2 separate regions of the Homo sapiens genome follow, and region 2 is linked to region 1. A link is a contact called in ENCODE Hi-C or POLR2A ChIA-PET data. All regions are on one chromosome and are shown on one strand. Each heading gives the region's core, a stretch centred on a gene start or an enhancer-like site at or near the end of the contact. The rest is flanking DNA. Distances are from core to core; before and after follow the strand shown.

Region 1 (4,936 bases), core at 793-3,292:
TTTTAACACAATAAAAAATCAAAGGTAGCTAATTCCCATTCTGCCCCAATTTCAGAGAAACACGTGGGCGAAGACAGGGAGGGGTGACTGTCGGTGCTGCCCGGGCCCTGCTGCCTTCCAGATCTCTGGCACCAGGGCTCTTTCTAGCTCCCTCCCCAGAAGAGGACATCAGCGACTTGCACAGGCCCCTTCCTGGGCCTGCCTGAACTGCTGGGGGCAATGGTTGTGGAGAGAACCCAGTGTGTGGGCAGAGAGCAGGCAGCGTGCCCCCTTCCCATTCTGCTCCAGCATATCACTCTTGTTGCAACACAGGATGAGTGTTCCCACATTTTGTTTAATATTCACACGCTATAGAGTGCTTCCTCCAGCTCCTCAGTCTTCAGGACAGCCTGGACTCCGGGACTGGTGGTGAGAAGCAGCAGAAATAACAAGCATCCCTGGCCCAGCTCGCTGGCCCCTGGTTGCTTTAGGGAGTCCTGTGCCTTCTCTGAGCAGGAAGTCCCTCATTGAAAATGAGAGGGTTGGACAAGACGATCCCTGAGAAGCCTTGGAGTGCCAGCTTTCTGAGAACTGGCCTGGCACAAATGCCCCATTTAGTACACACGAAGCCAAAACAGAGAGGAACAGGGCCCCAGCAGGAGGAGTCAGCGAGCCGGCCCAGAGCACGCTTCTTAGAAAAGGACACGCTCAGGGACAAGGGCACCATGACCTTCCCAAAGGCACAAAGGGCACAGGGCTCTGCATCTCCTGTTTGTTCCCGGTAGAACATCTCGCTGTCCCGGGAGAATATATGAGGAGTGCATAAATATACAGCCCCGCACTGCTTCCTGGGCTCTTGTGTGATTCCAGGGCCTGTTCTCCAGCAGCTGTGAGCACCCACCCAGACCCCACTGGCCTGGGGACGGCCATTGAGCCAGTCCCACCTGTGAGCCCTTCAGCGATTCTCTGGCCCCCAGCCCCACCTGTCTGTCCACTTTTCCTGGCAGGCTGGTTAGGGGATAAAGCAGATGCACGGGACACTTTACTTGCCCCTTTCCCGTCCACCCCAGTTCAACCCTCCAGGTTACCCTCCGGCAGCAGAGCCACCCCTGCCCAGGACGCGCACTGCCTTCCATTAGGCAACAGTTTCATGAGGCATTTGCCGTCCTCAAGAGGCTGACGTGACAGTGCCTGATTCACAGAGGCTTCCCTCTGACCCAGGTCTAGCTGGCTCCCCAGTGGGACACCCCAGGGCCTTTCCTGGCCCAGATCTGCCGCTCTGGGCTGTCCTGAGTGAGGAACACCTGAATAAGCCACAACATCAAGGAAAGGACCATGAGGATGGGAGCACCCGGGAGCAAGCCCCTCCCTGAGCCTTGGAAACCCCGTGACTCCTATTTTCCATGTCATTTTCTCCATCATGGAATGAACACTTAGAAACTGGAAGCTCGTGAGCAGAATGATTCTGTCCTAGAGCCTGAAGGCGTGCATCAGGGCTGGGTCCTTCCCTGCAGCATAGCTTCTAAACCAACGATTGATATCTTCATTTACCAGCACGATAAAAAAGGAATTCGTTTTCTTAGAAGCTGTGCCTGTCACTCTGCTCAGAAACAGTCCAAGCAGCCGTTCCAAGTGTGGCCTTCAGCCCATGCCAAACTTAGATCAACTGCAGGCTTGGAGCTTTCTGAGGCGAGAATGGAAGTATGTGTGCTGCAGTGGTGTGTGTGGGTGTGCACTCGTGTTTGTAGGTAGCATTTACACACACCCACCGTGGGCATGTACATGTGTCTCCCTGTGCCAGTATGCTGAGAGCTTCAGGACATGGCAGGCACTCCACATGCAGGGGATGGAAAAGCCATCACATTTATTGTCTGTCCTTGTGCGGTATTTAAAATACAACTGAGAATGTGTGCAGATTTTTAAATGTTACTGGACCACTTGGGTTTTTTTTGAGACCGGGCTGACTCTGAGCCAGACTGCATCTGTCTGCGTTGAAAGGGACCATTCTTTCCCTCCTGCTCCCGCCCTGCCCCCTCCACACACACCCTCCTTCATGTGAAACCCGAGCATTTCCTTTCCCGTAAGCCTTCTTCTAGAAGCCTGTGCTCAGCACAGGGGCCAAGCCCTGCGGCTCAGGCAGGCCCACGTGACTCTTGAACTGCAGACTCAAGTCCCAAGGTGGGAAACCGTTTGTCAACGGCCCCCAGATTTACAACCACGAGGCCAGGCTGGTCTTGGGGTGCAAAGCCATTGTTCAAACCATCAGTCATGCAAGGAGTTCCTAGGATTTTTTATTTTCCCCTCCAAAAAGCTCTCTTCAGCTTTGAAGAAATGCTGTTTCCTCCTCTGGTTACTTCTGCCTGATGAGAATGCTGATCTGGGGATCCAAGTAAAGGGTGGACCACAGAGCACCTTGTCTCTGTGTAAAAGGACACCCCTGTTACTCAGCGTGCCTGAAAGTGCCTGAGTGTTTCCCAGTCCTCATCAGTGTAATCTTAAGCTAGAAGTTCCCCTTGGGCAATGCATCAGGTCTTCCACTTTTTTTCCAATAGACACCATGGGCCATACTTCCTAAAATACATGTTTCTAAATCTTCTACTTTTTTTGAAAAACAATTTTGAATCATTAAAGAAATTTTTGAAAATAGCTTTCTATAACCCACAACACCTCTTTGTGAACCCCATGATTTTCATTTGTTGAAATTTTCCGATTCTGACCATGGGAATGTGTGTCTTACCAAATTTCAACCAGACATCCAGTGTTTCCACCTAACATGCCATTTAAAGCCACTTCCATATTCAATTCAGTCTGCGCAATTCTAGTTCCAAACGCTCGGTTTCTGTTCCATTCAGAGAATGTGCTGAGATTTCTTCTGTCATTCCCTTATTCCTGGACATTTAGGTGCAACAAGTGTAGACGGGTTGTTTTTTCCACTGAATCATTTCCTTCAGATGAATTTCCACCAGCGAGATGATTGGATCCACTGGTATAATCATTTTCAAGACTTGATGTATTTCAAATTACTTCCCAAAAAGCCTTTAACTACTTACAATGCCACCAAGAGCTAGCACAATTTTTTTTATTGTGAAATTGCCAGGAATTAAATTAGCTTTTCTTGACTTAGCAGATAAAAATTGACAATCTCAAAAGGTTCATTTTCATTTCTTTAATGACTGGTGAAGGTTTTATTGTTTTGCTTTTGTTCCCCCCCACCCCTCAAACTCTGTGCCTGTTTAAATGTATCCTGTGGCTACATCTTCATCCTTCCTCTCTCAAATCCTACTGCAAAGCAAAGGATGCAGACGGGGGTTGTAGTGAAAGGGAGCTGGGATCATCAGAATGGCCTATAGGTTAACCTCCCCATACAAATTACAATGGAGACCTCCCTAGCTATGAGAACATGGGAGACTGAGCCAGGAGATAGGGTGGAGGTGTGCAAAGAAGTCATTGGCAGAAAGAGTGATGGTGGTAGCGTATTTCTTCCCTTTTCTGGGTGATGGTGGGCTTTCTGAGCTGACACCTGCTTTATCCTGGGCCTACTGCCTTCCATGGGACTCTCACATCCCGGAGGCTTAGTGTCCCTTCCTAACCACAGGGATCCAGCACTTAAGCTCACTCTATACAGCTGTTTTGCCTTCAAAGACTAGTACTTCTAATACACATTCTCCACTTTCTCTCCAATAGTGGTGTTGGCTTTGCAAAGTCTTTCTTCCTTGTGAAAGGGAGCTTCAGGGCCATGGGCCAAAGCCTCCAGGGGCTCCGCTTTGGGAATCTGATGGAAAGCAGGCATACATCCCCTACCAGCCACTGCAGCCACCAGGAACTCTGCAGGGATGTTCTGTGTTGCCCTGGTGAAGACGCTGATGCCTAGTCAATACCTTGGGATGGCTCTTCTTGAGGCCCGCCAGCACTGATGTTGTCTTTCGAGGAAGTTAAGGCACAGCTTTGGAAGACGAGAAGGAGAAACCTGGTGAGAAATTAGGGGCAGGGCATCTGCCATGTTTCCCAGATGTTGAGGCGTCTAAGGAGTTTTCTACTGACGAGGATCTTAATTCCAACATTCAGGACTCTTTATTCGTATATTAAACAGCCCTTCCCAGAAAAGCTTCTCTACTGTCCTAGACAGATGATTTCCCTGTAAACCATCAAACGTGGTCCCTCGGACAGTCACACTCCTGAGCTTCTTGGGGTTCCTATGCTGTGCCGTGTTTTCCCCTCTAGCGTGGCAGGAATTGCCCACATGACACGTGTCTGCTTGTGTCTGTCTCTCCCATTAGACTGTCAAGTCCGGGAAACAAGAGCGTCTCCCACTTCTCCTGTTCCCAGCTCGTGGCAAGCCGTGGGGGTGTTGAGTGAAGGAATGGCTTTGGGCGTGAAACCAAGGGCTAATCTGATTAAGCCCATCAAATGTAACCTGCCTTGCATGCTTCTAATCACTTGCTTCTTGTCAGCTTTTTAACCTATGTAGCTAAAAGTCACAGAGCCAAAAGCACCTGCCTCAACTCCCTCTAGCTTCCTGATAGATAACATCTCTGACAGTGGGTCACTACAGTAACAGTCACTTAAAGTTGTTTTTTAGGAACTAGGGGGCAGGTCCTGTCCAGATTAAACCAGTTGAGACCACCAACCTTTCAACTAGGCCTGCATGAATGCCTGAGAGGTGACCTTTTGAGATCACCGGGCCAAAAACTGCCCCCTCAGGGGCACCATTTTCTGAACATGCAGCCTATGAAGAGCCAGGAAGAGCCATGAAGAGCCATGAAGCTTGACTATGCATGTACACATGGCCAATTACCTCGCTTTTCTTCACCCTCAGTCACCTTTCCCCACACCTCAGATCACCTTGCTTCCTTATGCCATATATATCTCTAACCTGACTTTTGGGGAGGCAGATTTGAGACCTGTTCTCCTGCCTCCTTGCTTCGTAGCCTCATGGATCAACCCTTTCTTCTTTGCA
Region 2 (4,936 bases), core at 798-3,297, 46 kb before region 1:
TTAAGCCCCAGAACAACCACTAGGGCCCTCAATCTTTCATTGAGTCTTTTCCAAATCAGTTACTTCTGGAATTTGGTCTCTTTAGTCTTCCTCAGCTTTTCTCTCGGTGTAGTTGGAGGTCTATAAAGTCATCCCAAACCTCTGCACCCAACTAAACTTATTGGTAAGTCCATGCCTCCTAATTTGTTTTTTAAGTTGCATTTTAGGCCTTTAGGCTCAAAGAAAAAATACCTGGAAAGCAGGTAAGTCTCAGAAATTCATTAAGCAGCCTAAAAAAAAGCAATTCAAATGAGCTTCATTTCTGAGCTGAGGTTGTCATTAACCAATGTTAATTCTTAAAAAAAATATAAATTCCAATAGTTCAGAGTGTATGTTTATTGAAGTTCAAGGATCAAATGCTTAAAAGAGACTTTGAACTACAACTGGTTATCCTGTTCCATTTTTAGGAAAGACAAAAAAAAAAAACAAAAAACAGAAGAAAATTAGCTAATGTTGGGGATTTTGTGAAAGGAATTTGCAAGAAAATAAAAAAAGAATCTTTCAGGGACTTTTCTGAAGTCTGTACATGATAAGCCCAATCCCTTGTGCCTTCTGTTCCTCCCTTATCGGTGCTTTAACAAGAGAGCTGCTGCTCCAAACAGGAATCACTGAGGTCTCACAAAACCTTCAACTGCGAAAAGCAATGTCTATTACTATGTAGCAAATCCATCTTCACTCATTCATTTAATAAATGACTATTGAACGCCTACTGTGTTCTAGGGCTAGGGTTGGGATAGAATGGCCCTTTTCTTCATGGGGCTGGGTCCCAGGGAGGTTCTGGTAGGCTCTTTCTTCTGCCTTGAGGTCGGTCCTGAGCTGCTTACTGGGCAGCTCCACCTGGTACTGCAAACTCAGCCTGCTGAAAGCTGGAATCATTACCTCCTACATGTGCCTCTGCCTTTGTCTTGGATGTAACAGGAACTCATTAGAAGTAGCTTCAGAAAAATATGGGCTACCACAAGGATACAGAGGGAGCCCCGCAGAACCCAAGGACAAGAAGTATAGTCACGCCCCATAAGGGATGAGAAGCAGGAAATGGAAATCCTCTACAACCAGGGCAGTCAGCTCTCCCACACCAATCTCTGGCATCCCATAGTTTTTGTCCCTGCTTCTCTTTATTTCTCTGTGGCCCAGTCTCTCTCTCTCTGTGTCTGTACTAGTTTGCCAGGGCGGCCATAGCAAAATACCACAGGCTAGGGGGCTTATATTTTTTCATAGTCCTGGAGGCTGGAAGTCCAAGATCAAGGTGTGGGCAGGGGTGAATTCTCTGAGGCCTCCCTCCTTGGCTTACAGATGGCCACCTCCTTGCTGTGTCCTCATATGCCATGTCCATCTCTGGTATATCTCTGGTATGTCCCTTCTTTTTTTTTTTTTTTTTTTTTTTTTTTTGAGACAGGGTCTCACTCTGTCACCCAGGCTGAAGTGCCATGGTGCAATCTCAGCTCACTGCAACCTCTGCCTCCTGGGCCCAGGTGATCCTCCCACCTCAGCCTCCCAAGTAGCTGGGACCACAGGCATGCACCACCACACCCAGCTGATTTTTTTCTATTTTTTTGTAGAGATGGGATTTCACCACATTGCCCAGGCTGGTCTCAAACTTCTGGACTCAAGCAATCCTCCTGCCTCAGCCTCCCAAAATCCTGGGATTACAGGAGTGAGCCACCTCACCCGGCCAGTATCTCTCTTCCTTTAGACACACAGCTCTGTTAGGTCAAGGCCCCACCCTTATGACTGGGTTCAACTTTAATTATCTCTTTAAAGACCCTATCTCCACATACAGACACATTGGAGATTAAGACTTCTACATGCGAATTTGAGTGAAACAAAATTCAGTCCCTAATCGTGTCTCAGTTTGTCTCTGACTCTCTCTGTGTGTCTGTCTGTCTCTCTCTGGGCCATTTTTCTGTGCTTCTCAATGCAGAGGGCAAAAGACAGCTTCTACTCAGTTCCCAAAATTTGTGTCCTCCCAGTTCAAGCTCTGACTAAGACTTAGTGACTCCAGTTTCAATTCCAAATTCTTAGGAGAGTAATCATACTGGCATAGTCCAGCCCTGGAGCTATGGAGCACTGCTCAGCTATGTGACCTTAATCAGAAGGGTCACAGCCTGGTACAAACACAGCCACAGGGGTCTATCCACATGGCTAGGGCATGAGAGTGCTGAGGAGTGGCTTTATAGAAAAACCACCCAAATTCTTTGATACAGAAGAGCTTTGGAAACATCACAGCAGCCTACCTTCCCAGCCTCCCTCTGCATTCCCTGACCTGATGCTAATCTTCTGGCCACTCTGAGAAAAGTCACATGCTCCCATCACTCCTAACATGGTCCCACTCACCCATCTTCTGAGCCCCTGGTGAGCACAGAGAATGTGAGAAGCTGAGCCAAATCAAAGTCCTTTAGCAAGGATTGAAAGGAGGACCAGCTTTTGTGCAGGACCCAACAATGTCTGTGACTCTGTGTGATATACCATTAAATATTACTGCAGCCTGAAACTGCTCAGAAATGTTATCTTTAAATCATTTTACGCAATTGCATGGATTGGTGTGCGACAAGGCCTTGAAAAGCTGATGTGTGCATTAATAGGAGTTTTCATCAGGTGGATGTTAGAAGTTGGGGAGGGGTATTCCAGGCCCATGGGACAGTACGTGCAAAGGTACAGAGACTTAAAACAGAAAAGCACATTCAAGGAAAATTTCAAACACTATAAGTAAACATGCATGCCTGGGGTAAAGAATTCAAGTGGAGAGCAGAGGTGGAAGCGGCCAGAGACGTAGGCAGGGCTAAATCCCAAAAGCCTTTGGGCACTCTCCTAAGCAATTGAGACTTCATCCTCTGGGCATAAGAGTGTCATGTAGGATGAGCATTTTAGAAAAATGACACTGGTTGTGCTGTGGAAGAGAAGCATGTCTGGAGGCTGGACGATGAGTGAGGAAGGTCGGAGGTAAGAGGATGAGGAATGCAGGTAGAGGAACAGACAGATTTGAGGGCTGTCTAGTAGATGGAAGTGACAGAACTTGATGCTGGCTGAAACAGAATGACCTGTAGCTGTCTGACATGGGAAGCAGATGTTTTTACAAAAGGAGAAGTGAGATTTTGTTTTAACCTATTTTTATTCTAATAAATTGGACTAAAAGCACTGGTTTGAGCCTGTGCTCCAGTGAAAGATTTCATCATGACTGGTAGAGTTGGCCTTAACATCACTGGACTCGACACAAAACTCTTGAAAAAACTGTGAAGTTTAACTCTCAATGTCGCCAATGTCACCTTCCTGTTTTGTGCTATTCTTACCGTGAGGAGGCACCTATACAATCAGCCAATTACTATTTTTTGAGCATTTACTGTGTTCCCACATCTTACAGTATGGCACTTAACACACAAAATGAAGTCTCTCGGGTTGGGAATTGTGGTAGAACATCTGCAAAGACGGTAGCCAAAAGGTCCCCCTGTCTCTGAATGCACATACATGTCTCCCATCAAGAGGCGGAGCCTATTTTCCCCTTCTGAGATTATGGCATTATGACTCATTATGACCAAGAGAATGCAGTAGCCATGACAGGTGAGAGTGCTAGGGCCTAGACCTTAAGAGGCACTGCAGCTTCCATGCTTGCTGTCTTGAAGTCCTGAGCTATCATATTAAGAAGTTCGAGGGCCGGATGCAGTAGCTCACTCCTGTAATCCCAGCACTTTGGAAGGCTGAGGTGGGCAGATCACCTGAGGTCAGGAGTTTGAGACCAGTCTGGCCAACATGGTGAAACCTCGTCTCCACTAAAAATACAAAACTTAACTGGGCATGGTGGCACATGCCTGTAATCCCAGCTACTCGGGAGGCTGAGGCAGGAGAATCGCTTGAACCCAGGAGGCAGAGGATGCAGTGAGCCAAGATCATGCCACTGCACTCCAGCCTGGGCGACAGAGTGATACCCTATCAAAAAGAAAGAAAGAAAGAGAGAGAGAGAAGAAAGGAAGGAAGGAGAGAGAGAGGGAGGGAGGGAGGGAAAGGAAGGAAGGAAGGAAGAAAGAAAGAAAGAAAGAGAGAAAGAAAGAAAGAAAGAAAGAAAGAAAGAAAGAAAGAAAGAAAGAAAGAAAGAAAGAAAAAAGAAAAGAAAAGAGAAAAGAAAAGAAAAGAAAAGAAAAGAAAAGAAAAGAAAAGAAAAGAAAAGAAAAGAGTCCATAAGTAACCTGTAAATAGATTCACAGTTCCAGAAAGTGGGCCAGGGAGCATGAACAAATGTGTCTCATCAAACTGAGCCTCTGCCCCATTTCAAAGCTTCGCATAAAGCTGCAGTGATCCAGGCAGCATGGAATCGATGTGGGGATTCACGTGGATCAACAGAACAGAATACAAAAGCAAGAAATATACCTTTATGTTTCCAGACAATGTTGCCAGAGTAACTCGATGATGAAAGGGTAGCTTTTCAGCAAATGGTGCTGGGACAATTAGATATCCACACGCAACAACAACAACAACAAAAAACTTATACTCTCACCTCACACCATACACAAAAACACCCAAAATGGAGCATCAACTTAAATATGAAAGTTAAAACTACAAAACGCCTAGACGAAAACATAGGAGGAAATCTTTGTGAAGTTTAGTTGGACAATGATTACTTAGAATGACACCAAAAATATAATCAAAAAGTTTTTGATAACTTGAACTTTATGAAAATTAATAATTTTGCTCTTCAAAAGACACTATTAAAAAAATGAAAAGACAATCTACAGACTGGGGGGAAAATTCTGCACATCATACATCTAATTAAAGGGTGTCTATCCAGAGTATATTAAGAACTCCTACAGCTTAATAACAAGAAAACAAAGAACCCAATTATTTTGTTATAAAATTTGCAACATATAATTGTATATATTAATGGGGCAAAAAATGATGTTATGATTTA

What was found. Hi-C counts contacts between places; a loop is a spot of excess contacts on that map. ChIA-PET counts read pairs that join two places held with the same protein, here RNA polymerase II (POLR2A). Pooled maps may share reads with other maps.
Region 2: a loop to region 1 is called in a map with no recorded cell type, with 4 times the contacts of the local background. The contact joins two enhancer-like sites. A Hi-C loop is called at or near these places in 1 of 168 maps with a recorded cell type or tissue (naive thymus-derived CD4-positive, alpha-beta T cell), 2 of 37 single-sample maps with no recorded cell type and 1 of 50 pooled maps. POLR2A ChIA-PET finds 5 or more read pairs at or near these places in 5 of 52 experiments (CD4-positive, alpha-beta T cell, GM12878, H1 and 2 more).

Annotation. Positions count from the first base shown.
Region 1 is chr6:1,525,234-1,530,169 of GRCh38, forward strand. All of the region lies in intron 2 of LOC102723944 (a long non-coding RNA gene), which reads right to left. Among named protein-coding and RNA genes, the nearest start is that of FOXCUT, 78 kb to the right of the region's middle. Within about 2 kb of position 2,043, at least 13 of the 41 ENCODE cell types and tissues checked have a DNase peak (open chromatin) inside an H3K27ac peak, as active enhancers do.
Region 2 is chr6:1,479,409-1,484,344 of GRCh38, forward strand. The region is part of intron 3 of LOC102723944 (a long non-coding RNA gene); the gene reads right to left. Among named protein-coding and RNA genes, the nearest start is that of MIR6720, 91 kb to the left of the region's middle. Within about 2 kb of position 2,048, at least 6 of the 41 ENCODE cell types and tissues checked have a DNase peak (open chromatin) inside an H3K27ac peak, as active enhancers do.